2 separate regions of the Homo sapiens genome follow, and region 1 is linked to region 2. A link is an interaction called in ENCODE POLR2A ChIA-PET data of the cell type or tissue named here. Cell type or tissue: OCI-LY7. All regions are shown on one strand. Each heading gives the region's core, and the rest is flanking DNA. Links, peaks and the distances in the headings are about the cores only.

What was found. ChIA-PET counts read pairs that join two places held together with the same protein. Peaks named below come from ENCODE experiments on the same cell type or tissue, not always from the same donor. Only the 100,000 strongest peaks of a DNase experiment are listed, where the experiment ranks them.
Region 1: POLR2A ChIA-PET joins it to region 2 with 8 read pairs; 5 of 35 experiments call an interaction of 5 or more read pairs at or near these places.

Annotation. Positions count from the first base shown.
Region 1 is chr12:101,690,681-101,696,062 of GRCh38, reverse strand. It overlaps a transcript of MYBPC1 not described here. Among named protein-coding and RNA genes, the nearest start is that of CHPT1, 4.3 kb to the left of the region's middle. In OCI-LY7, for the core only: no CTCF peak of the experiment used is centred there; no DNase peak of the experiment used is centred there.
Region 2 is chr12:101,821,103-101,826,484 of GRCh38, reverse strand. All of the region lies in intron 1 of GNPTAB (N-acetylglucosamine-1-phosphate transferase subunits alpha and beta), which reads left to right. Among named protein-coding and RNA genes, the nearest start is that of GNPTAB, 7.2 kb to the left of the region's middle. In OCI-LY7, for the core only: CTCF peaks have their summits at 2,161 and 2,363; a DNase peak (open chromatin) is centred at 2,434; H3K4me3 peaks cover 705 bases; H3K27ac peaks cover 2,838 bases.

The sequences.
Region 1 (5,382 bases), core at 141-5,140, 130 kb after region 2:
AGAACCCAGATTATGTAAAGAACTCCTAAAAATCAATCAGAATAAAAAATAATCAACTGGGCTATGTTCTGTTTCTATAGGAGAAGCCCTGGAACATGGTAATGTTCCAGGGTGCACTTATGAACATGAGTGAATTGCACAAGCATATGTTGACTGAAAAAAAAAAAGAAGCAGGTGTATTAGTCAGCTTGGATTGTCATAACAAAATACCACAGACTGAATAGCTTAGACAACAGGAATTTATTTCTCTCTCACATAAAAGAAGTACAGAATTGGCACTCCAAGACTGGTACGATGTTTCCATGGTCATCAGGAACTCAGGCTTTTCTGTCTCTCTGCTCCAATATCCTCTCTGACTTGTATCTATAAGGCCATCTCATGATTCAGAATGGCTGGTGAAGCTCCAGTCATCTTATTTGTGTTTCAAGCAGCAGGAAGGAGTAAGAGGACAGGAAAAACAAAAAGTAGATATCACTGGCTGGTGAGCAAACTGGGGTGCCTCTCCAAAACTCCCAAACAACACTTCTCCATACAGTAGTCTCCCTTTGTCCCTGGTTTTACTTTTCTGCAGTTTTAGATACCCACAGTCAACCACAGTCCAAAAATATTAAATAGAAAATTCCAGAAATAAAGTGTGAGTTTTAAATTGCATGCCATTCTGAGTAGCGTGATGAAATCTCACCCAGTCCCACTCTTCTCCACTCAGGACTTACATCATCTCTTTGTCCAGTGTATCCCTGCTATATAAGCCACCTGTCCTTTATTCATTTATTAGCCATCTTGGTTATTAGAAACAACATAGTACATATAGGGTTCGGCATTATCCATAGTTTCAGGCAACAGTTGTGGGTCTTGGAATATGTCTCTGGAGATAAGGGGACTGTTGTATTATGTATCTCATTGGCCAGAACTTAATTATGTGGCGTACCCAAGTGGAAGTGTTTGCTAGGAAGAGTAGATGGTTACAACCACTTGAAAAACAACCTGGCATGATCTGGTGAAGTTGAAGATGTGTGTACTCTGACACCACAATTCTGATCCAGAAACAGATCCTAAAGAAATTCTTGCACATGTATCCTAGGAGATAAGTATAAGAATACTCATGACACCTTTGTCTGTACAATAACTAAAAGCTGTAAATAACTTATATGTCCACTAATATTGAATGGGTAAATAAACTGGTATTTTCAAGTAATTTAATATTATATAGCAAGTTTAATATGGCAGTAAAAAATTAATGAACTATAGGTACACTTATGAACATGAATGAATTGCACAAGCATATGTTGAGTGAAAAAAAAAAGCAGATGTATTAGTCAGCTTGGATTGTCATAATAAAATACCGTAGACTGAATAGTTTAAACAACAGGAATTTATTTCTCACAGTTCTGGAGGCTGGGAAGTCCAAAGTCAAAGTGTGTTTCTTAGTGAGAACTCTCTTCCTGGCTTGCAGATGGCCACCTTCTATGTCTTCACATGACAGACAGAGAGAGAAAGAGAGGAAGCTCTCTGGTGTCTCCTTATAAAGTCCTTATAAAGGCACTAATCCCATCATGAAGGCCCCACCCTCATGATATCCAATATCCTAAAGGCTCCATCTCCAAATACCATCACATTGTGGAGGATTACGGCTTCAACATATGAATTGGGGGTGGAGCAGGGGCAGGATACCATTCTGTCCATAACAGCAGGCCATAGGCAAAATACACACAGTATTATTTTACTTATATAAACTTCAAAAACATGTGACTGCACTTTGCAGCTCCCATGTGGCAAAGCTATGAAGAAAAGGAAAAGAATTATAAGTACAATCCTGATAGTGGTTACTCCTGATAGAAAGGAAGGTAAATGCAATTATAGAGGGGCACATGGCAAGTTTCAAAGGTATTGGTAATTTTTTAGACTACAGCTGGGCAAACTACAGCAACCTAAATGGAATAGAGGTTTATTTTTCCCACATTGATGTCTGGGTAGGCATGGTAGGGCTACATGGCAGCTCGATGGTGTCAGAGACACAGACTTCTTCCATTTTATTAGTCTGCCGCCTTTCAGATGTTGCCCTTGTCCTTGTGATCAAAAATGGCTGGCCATGACTCCCAACCAATAGGAAGGGGAAAAAGAGAAGGGGCTGCTATGCTCCTTTCTTCTGAAGGCCATGATCAAAGGTTGCACACATCACTTCTGCTCTCATCCCATTGGCCAGAGCCTGGCCACATGGCTGCTATGCCTAACTGTAAAAGAGCCTGCAAATGCAATCTTTAGCCAGACAGCCACCTGCCCAGCTAAAATTTCTTTTACTTGTTTATTTATTTATTTATTTATTTAGAGACAGATTCTTGCTCTGTCACCCAGGCTGGAGTGCAGTGGCGCAATCTGAACTCACTGCAACCTCTTCCCAGGTTCAAGTGATTCACCTGCCTCAGCATCCTGAGTAGCTGAGACTATAGGCATGTGCCACCACACCCAGCTAATTTTTGTATTTTTAGTAGAGATGGGGTTTCGCCATGTTGGCCAGGCTGGTCTCAAATGCCTGACCCCAAATGATCCTCCCGCTTTGACCTCCTAAAATGCTGGGACTACAGGTGTGAGCCACCACAATCGGCCAAAACATTTCTATTATTATTGAAAAGTGAGAGAGTGGGTATTGTGGGGGGCCATCAAGCTGTCTCAATCACAGTTTTTTAACTGAGTAGTAGTAACATGTTCATTTTACTATTATTTATGCAATCTATGTAACTATATATCTACATAGATATAGATGGCATATTTGTATATTTTGCAAATATGAAATGTCATAATTTAAAAATAGTGAAAGTAGGCTGGGCGCGGTGGCTCACGCCTGTAATCCCAGCACCTTGGGAGGCCAAGGCGGGTGGATCACGAGGTCAGGAGATCGAGACCATCCTGGCTAACACGGTGAAGCCCTGTCTCTACTAAAAATACAAAAAATTAGCCGCGCGTGGTGGTGGGCACCTGTAGTCCCAGCTACTCGGGAGGCTGAGGCAGGAGAATGGAGTGAACCTGGGAGGCGGAGGTGGCAGTGAGCTGAGATCGCGCCACTGCACTCTAGCCTGGGCGACAGAGCAAGACTCCGTCTCAAAAAAAAAAAAAAAAAGTGAAGGTAATAAATATAGAAACCATTTTTAAACTACTCATCATGCTCTAAATTGATTTTCCCATGTGCTTCTTTGCTGAATTTTTGGAAATTTCAAATTAATTCAAGACATACTAAAGCCATGTTTATTTCTTCTACCTTACCCCACTCTAACATACTCTAATGTCAAAAAAGTATATTAGAGATTTCCTATTATTTTATTTCTTGAATCATGGCTCCCCTCCATTTTCATGGTTTGTTACATAGTGATTGATATATACAATGTTTCCCCCTTATCTTAACATAGTAGCTCACATTTATGAGTTTCTATCCTATGCCAAGCACTGTTCTAAACATCAGGAGTTATTTCACTTACTCCTCACAAACACTCTATGAAGTAGACCATTGTTATCCCCATTTTATGGATAAGGAAATTGAAGCACAGTGAGGTTCAAAAACTTACCCATGGCTGCACAGCTAGTATAGTGGTAAAGCCAGGATTCAAGCCCGTGTAGTCTGATTTCAGAGCTTATGTTCCCAACGACTGCAAAATGCCACCTAATAACTTACATGTATTAAATATAGGACTTTAGTGGGTACTTTTGTCAATATGGAACAGTCCAGTTTCTATATATCATGTTGGTTTTGTGCCATTCCAGTCCATTCTAAATATTATGAAAAAAATTATTGTACTAAATTTACTAAAACTAATAAAATATTCCCTTGTTCAGAAGCCTTTGATAAAGTCCAACTTCCCTCACTTGGCATTTGAGGGCCCGGTCTACCTTCCTAGTCTTACCTCCCTAATATCTCTTCCCCAATTCTCCTCCCTAAGTCTCATGCTCCAGCTGTGTGGGCCCATTGGCTGTCCCCAAACCCACTCTCATTTGTTCCCTGTTGGGGAGTACCCTCGATCCCTTATTATTCCTAGCACACTGCCCATCACTCAGATTCCACACTTAAATTCTGCCTTCTCTAAAATGACCTCTCAGATTCTTCCAGTTTGATCCCTCTTACTCCCACACAACCAGAGCACTTTGTACCTTGTAATGCAGACTATCTTTGTTCAGTTATTTGTGTATTGATCAGCCTCCTTGCCCAGGTCATAGAGTGTCAGACCAAGCCTGCACTGAGTGTGCTCCTCAATGCCTGGCATCCAGTAGACATCCATCATTTAAAAAATATGTATTTTAAAATGATTACAGACACACAGGAAGTTGCAAAAATAGTACAAAGAATCCCTTGTATGCCCTTCACACAGCCTCCTCCTATGGTAACATCTTACATTTCCATAGCACAATAGGGATGCATAAATGTTTATCTGATGGTTTAACTAAATTGTATTCCTTTCCCAAAGGAGAAAGAACATCTTGATTTAGGCTCTCAGTTTTACTACTAGTTCTTTTGTGTAACTTTCACTCATATTTCAAATCTTCCTTAACATCCTCAATCTCTAGGCCAACCTTCCACAAAATATTAAATCATGTCATATAGGCAGATTAGGCACTGTTGTGTGTGAAATAACCAGTTGGAAGCCCATGGACTTTCATTGGTTTGGAAGAAAGAGTGGGTTGCAATAAGAAATCACCTGGCTAGAGGCCGGGTGCAGTGGCTCACACCTGTAATCCCAGCACTTTCGGAGGCTGAGGCAGGCAGATCACTTGAGGCCAGGAGTTTGAGACTAGCCTGGCCAAAACGGTGAAGCCCAGTCGCTACTAAAAATACAAAAATTAGCCATGCATGGTGGCATGCACCTGCAATCCCAGCTACTCAGGAGGCTGAGGCAGGAGAATTGCTTGAACCCAGGAGGCGGAAGATACAGTGAGCCCAGATCATGCCACTGCACTCCAGCATGGGCAACAGAGTGAGACCCTGTCTAAAATAAATAAATAAATAAGTAAATAAATCACCTGGCTAGGCTTGCATTGCAGTAGAGTTTTATCATCAGGGTGTCAAGCTATCTGTGTGAGAATTCTGAGCTTTAGCTACACAGGCTGGGGTATTTGTGATAAGCATAGTTTTATGGTATAATACTTGCTTTACTTGCTTGGGTTTTATACTTTTATAGTTTCGTACTTTGAGACTCTAAAGTCTAAATTTTATGGAACTATGGTACTTTACAAAATACATGGGTAGGTAGTCAGTGTTCAGTAATAGATTGACTAAAACCTTTGCTCTCCTCTCTAAAAATGCTTAATTTCCTGGACAAGATCAGAAAACAAAATTTCGCAATACAGTCCCTAAGATGTTATAATTGTGCCCTTTATCTGAAATTGCAAAAGCAATTT
Region 2 (5,382 bases), core at 240-5,239:
TAAAAAAATTAAAAATTAGAAACAAAAAGTTGAAAGCCCCTCCAGTATTCAGAGCATTTTGGATTTCAGGATTACTAATAGAGGGTTGTAGATCAGTGTGTATATGTGTATGTGTATCTGTGTGTGGGGGTATGGTGTATGTATAACGTATCACTTCCTTTGTGCACTAAGTATGGAAACAAATATCCAAGAATTAACTTGCATAAGGAAGCAAAATAGGTTCACATAGAATCTACTCGTAATGAATGGTAATTTTTCCGTGACCTCTCTGCTCCCTTTTGCTTTCCTGCTTTTCTGTTGCCATTTTGAATCAATGAGTTATTTTCTGTGAAAAGGAGAATTGAAAACTGGGTCTAGCTCAAGTTATGTTCAGCCTCAGTGGTGACCAGTGTCTTATACTGGCCTTATTTCAAGAAATTAGTTATCATTTTTGTATTTGATTAGTTCACTCATTAAACAGATATATTTGAGTGTGTTCTTGGCCAAAGGCAACAAACAGATGAGTTAGAAAGAGGCCTGGCCTGAGAGTGGGGACCGTCTGGCCTGCTCCTAGGTGCAGCACAAATTGTGATCCTCAGTGGTTCCCAAACTGAGTTACTCCCAGCTGCCTTGTGGGTTGGGAGTAGCCCCTCTTATCTATTTCGTGTGGACTTGTTTTCTGGGAAAGGTTTCATTGTTTAAAAAATGTTTACAAACTATGAGACTATATTTCTAAGAGCCTCATTTTAGCTTTAATGTTTTGTGAATATACATTTATTGGATACTTCACATGAGAAGCATGACTTGTAATGGATTTTATACTAGAGATGCCAATGGCCACACAGAGCCTTTTTAAAGGGTCTCTTTGTTTTGGGGGGTTTGTGAGAGGTACATAGTCCAGCTAACTATCAAAGTAGGGACCTTGTCTTATTCTCTGCTGTATTCTTAGCCACTAGAAAGTGATTGGTACCCAGTAGATGCTGAATAAATACTTGATGGATGCATGAATGAATGGATTGATTAATTGGGTTGATCTTAACTGACATCCTTTCAAATTTATTTCAAGTAAAGGTAAATTTTTTGCTCTGATGTAGCGTTTATAGTTCCCTTTTATTTCTCAAATGTGATTGATCTGATATAACTTGAACATTTTCATGCTCTGAGAGTCATTCCTGCTCTGGTAACTTTCTCTAAAAATCTGAGACCTGTTGTTAGACTGTACAGTGGAAGATGCTGTCGTCAGAATATACAGTGGAAAATGCTGTCAGAGATACAAATAATTATAGCTCATGCCTTTGGCTATTGTTTAGTTGAGATGAGGCCAAGATGTATGTATGAGGACTGAATAACAACACAGGGGAATAAGCAATTGAATGCCTGAGTTAGTACACAACAATTGCTTAGAAAGTCAGAAGACAGAAGAATGTTGTGGGTTGAAACATCCTCGAGGCAGTTCTGACACCTTTTCAAGGAGGCATGAGCTTTAGGGAGGCTTCATGGACAAGTAGGAGTTTAAACAGAAGAGAGACAAGGAAAGATTATTTTAGGAAGTGGTGGGAGTAATTTTAGCATAAAGTTGGTAATGTCAGAGAAGTTTGTGATCGCTTTTTCTTTTTGAATTACTAGTGGTTTAACATTGCAGCTAGAATTAGTTAACAGCACTAGGTTGCAAGTGACAGACTCCCAACTCAGACCTAGCTTATTAACTAGTTTATTATTAACCAGTTTGTTAACTGGGATAATTGAAAAATATAGGATGAGGCCAGGTGTGGTGGCTCATGTGTGTAATCCCAGCACTTTGGGAGGCCAAGGCGAGTTCGAAAGCAGCCTGGCCAACATGGTGAAACCCTGTCTCTACAAAAAATACAAAAATTAACTGGGCGTGGTGGTGCATGCCTGTAGTCCCAGCTACTTGGTAGGCTGAGGCAGGAGAATCGCTTGAACCCTGGAGGCAGATGTTGCAGTGAGCCAAGATTGTGCCACTGCACTCCAGCTTGGGCGACAGAGTGAGGCTCTGTCTCAAACAAAACAAAACAAAAAGGTTAACCAAAAAAAAAAAAAAAAAAAAGAAAATATATATATATATATATATATATATATGGTGAAATTTCTGGCAGGAGTGGATCGAGGTGCTCAAATGATGTCATCAGGAATCTCTTTTTGTCCCTGTTTCTCACCTCTGCCTTCCCCTCTTTAGTTTACTTCTCAGCAAGCTCTCCTCATATGAGAACAAGGATTGCTGCTGGCAACCCCACCTTCTGTTCTACCAGTTCAGTAACTGCAGCAGAAAGATAGCTTTTCTTTCTCATTAGTGCCAACTAGACCCAGGGCTGCCTGCCTAGCCAGAGGAATGAGTGCCCTTGTTATACCCTTGTTAACCACTGGGATCGTCTCCAGAAATAGGGGAGTGGGTGGGGCTGTCAGTCTCAACTGAACCACGTGAACTGAGAGGAGAGCTTCAGAAGATAATCACAAGGCTGTTACCCAAAGAAGGGCCGGAACAACAGATGTCTTGAAGACACTGGCTTCAGTCAAAACCCATTTCCTCTCCCTGGCTTTACTGGTGACATTGTGTCTGTGATAGCTGTTAGCCCTTTACCTTGCTCTAGAAGTTGTAAAGTAGATTGTTTCTATTTTTAATATCTGGTTAATTAATCTATCTGGGAAACTTGTTTTCTTGCATGGATATATTAATATGGAGCTTTGTTAAACACAGCTCAAGTGTGCCGTTATAAATCTTTCAGTGATGATCAAATATATACCTTTAACTTATATGGTGATTTGATAATTGCATTTGGTCTTTCTCTTGAGATCTAAATATTGTTCATTTTGTTAATGAATGTTATCACATTGTGAGAGAAAAACTTAACCTGACTTTTTTTTTTTTTTTTTTTTTGAGACGGAGTCTCGTTCTGTCTCCCAGGCTGGAGTGCAGTGGCGCAATCTCAGCTCACTGCAACCTGCACCTCCTGGGTTCAAGCGATTCTCTTGTGTCAGCCTCCCGAGTAGCTGGGATTACAGGCACCCACCACAACACCTGGCTAATTTTTGTATTTTTAGTAGAGACGGGGTTACACCATGTTAGCCAGGCTGGTCTCAAACTCCTGACCTCAAGCAATTTGCCTGTCTTGGCCTCCCAAAGTGCTGGGATTACAGACATAAGCCACTGCGCCTGGCCTTAACCATGCCTGCTGCCTCTCCAACAAGCTCTAGATCCACACTTCCTACCAGCTGCCTACACCGCATACCTGGCACCCTGCCTTCCTAAGACTCGGCCTTGTTCATCATGGCACTTTTCCGTTCCTAAGCCCAGATATAGTTTCAGAATAATTTCTCTAACAGTTTGGTGTTCCTCCAACTTTTGAGAGGACTGTCAGAAGATGGAGGAAGAACTTGACCCAGGACCTCAGCAGTCCTTTCCTGGCATTGGTCCCAGTTATGCTTATAGAGCCATTCTTAAGCAAATCTCTTGAAAGGAGAAAGGGGTTACTTTTAGACCAATCTGACCTACCTCTGAATCTCGGGACTGGTCTCCCAAATATTTGTTATGTAGGGGTAGGTTCCTTTATGGAAGAAGAATAGATAAGTGATGCTGGGTAGGCAGCTGGCTGTAATTGTCATGTTGAATAAGCACACCTTGTGGGATGTGTAGCCAATCCCTTTATTCTTTATCTTCCACTGGCTCTTTGTATTGTCTTGCACCCCTGCCCCTGGATGAAAATTCAGGTGGGCCTGATATTTCTGTGGTCACTTCACACTACAGAACAGAATGTGAATTCAGCAATTAGAGTCTTCAGTCCTAAAGCATAACAGAACTTAAAGCCTAAGTTCCTTCTCCCAGTACAGGCCTGCTGCAGGGAGAAAGCCTGCAGTGGAGGAAGGGAGGGTGGCCACAGTGGGCATCTTCTCACTTTTCATCACTTGATGATTCTCTTTCTGCTCTGTAACCTGTTTCTGATCCCTCCTGTGTTGGAGCACATGAAAGAAAGGAAGGAAATGAGGACAGGAAACTTCTTCCTGAATGAGTGCAGGAGCTCTCTGGGATGTTGTGCAGGTGTTAGAGCTTATTCTTTCTTTCTTTCTTTCTTTTTTTTGAGACGGAGTCTCGCTGTCGCCCAGGTTGGAGTGCAGTGGCGCGATCTCGGCTCACTGCAGGCTCCGCCCCCCGGGGTTCACGCCATTCTCCTGCCTCAGCCTCCCGAGTAGCTGGGACTACAGGCTCCCGCCACCTCACCCGGCTAATTTTTTGTATTTTTAGTAGAGACGGGGTTTCACCGTGTTAGCCAGGATGGTCTTGATCTCCTGACCTCGTGATCCGCCCGCCTCGGCCTCCCAAAGTGCTGGGATTACAGGCGTGAGCCACCGCGCCCGGCCAGAGCTTATTCTTTCTTGAGTGTTTTCAAGGGGCATCCTTCAGAGACCACAGCCACCGCCGTGCTCAGGAGTGGTCACCTGCTTTTCCCCTGATGAGACCAAATGCCTCTTCATTCCGTTTGGTTGCTTATTCCTTCCATAGATCCTAAGAATCTGATAATAATGGGAGCTTCTCATTTCAGCCTCTTTTGCCCAGTGAGTAGGCCCAGGGTGACCTTCTGCTGGTTCTTTGTTGTATGTGGCCCACGTCCTTTGCTCAGACTAGGGGAGGGTGGGCTGATTCCAGCGGAGTGACAACTTCTCTCTTGTCCTCAGAGCAATTAGCCAGCCAGCACTTTATATTTTTCAGGTGTTACACAGACATGGTACCCACCCAACTTCATGGACCCATAGTGAGTTCTCTTGGTAATTTTGTTGAGCCCTTTTCTTGGGCGTAAGGAAGTGGGAAACAGACTTCCACTGCTCCCCCTTGAATGAGGTGGAGCAGGCGTCACAGAATGCCAGCTACCTCTGAAAACCTCCTCTGATCGCCACCTCCTGGACCTTTCTACCATGATTTGGATGAGTCTGCAACTGTTCCTTAAGAAACTTTGCATCTTGGCCCAACACTTCACTTTGGAATGTGGTATCTTGTATTTTGCTGCCTCAGAAGAAACTTATTTTTACATGCACAGCTTCTCAATTTGGTTACCAGTTAATTGAGCTTGCCTGGGAGATGAAACTTATTTGCTATTTCTGTGCTCAGCATCCTGGTCACAAAGATGGAATCTTCCTTATCTTCAAATCCCTGTGCCCTGGCAGAGTGCCTGCCTCATTCATTCAGTGACTACTTAATTTTTGAGCACTGTACCAGGCCCCTGGGGATCCAGCAGTGAACAAAGCAGACTTGGCTCCTGCTGACAAGGAGCTTATATTCTGGTGGTGCAGTCAGACATTAACTGCCACTTCATTACTATTGTGAGAAATGCTGTAAAGAAATAGAGCATCGTTGTGGAAGAGACCAGCAGTGAGAATCAGTTTGGTCTGGTG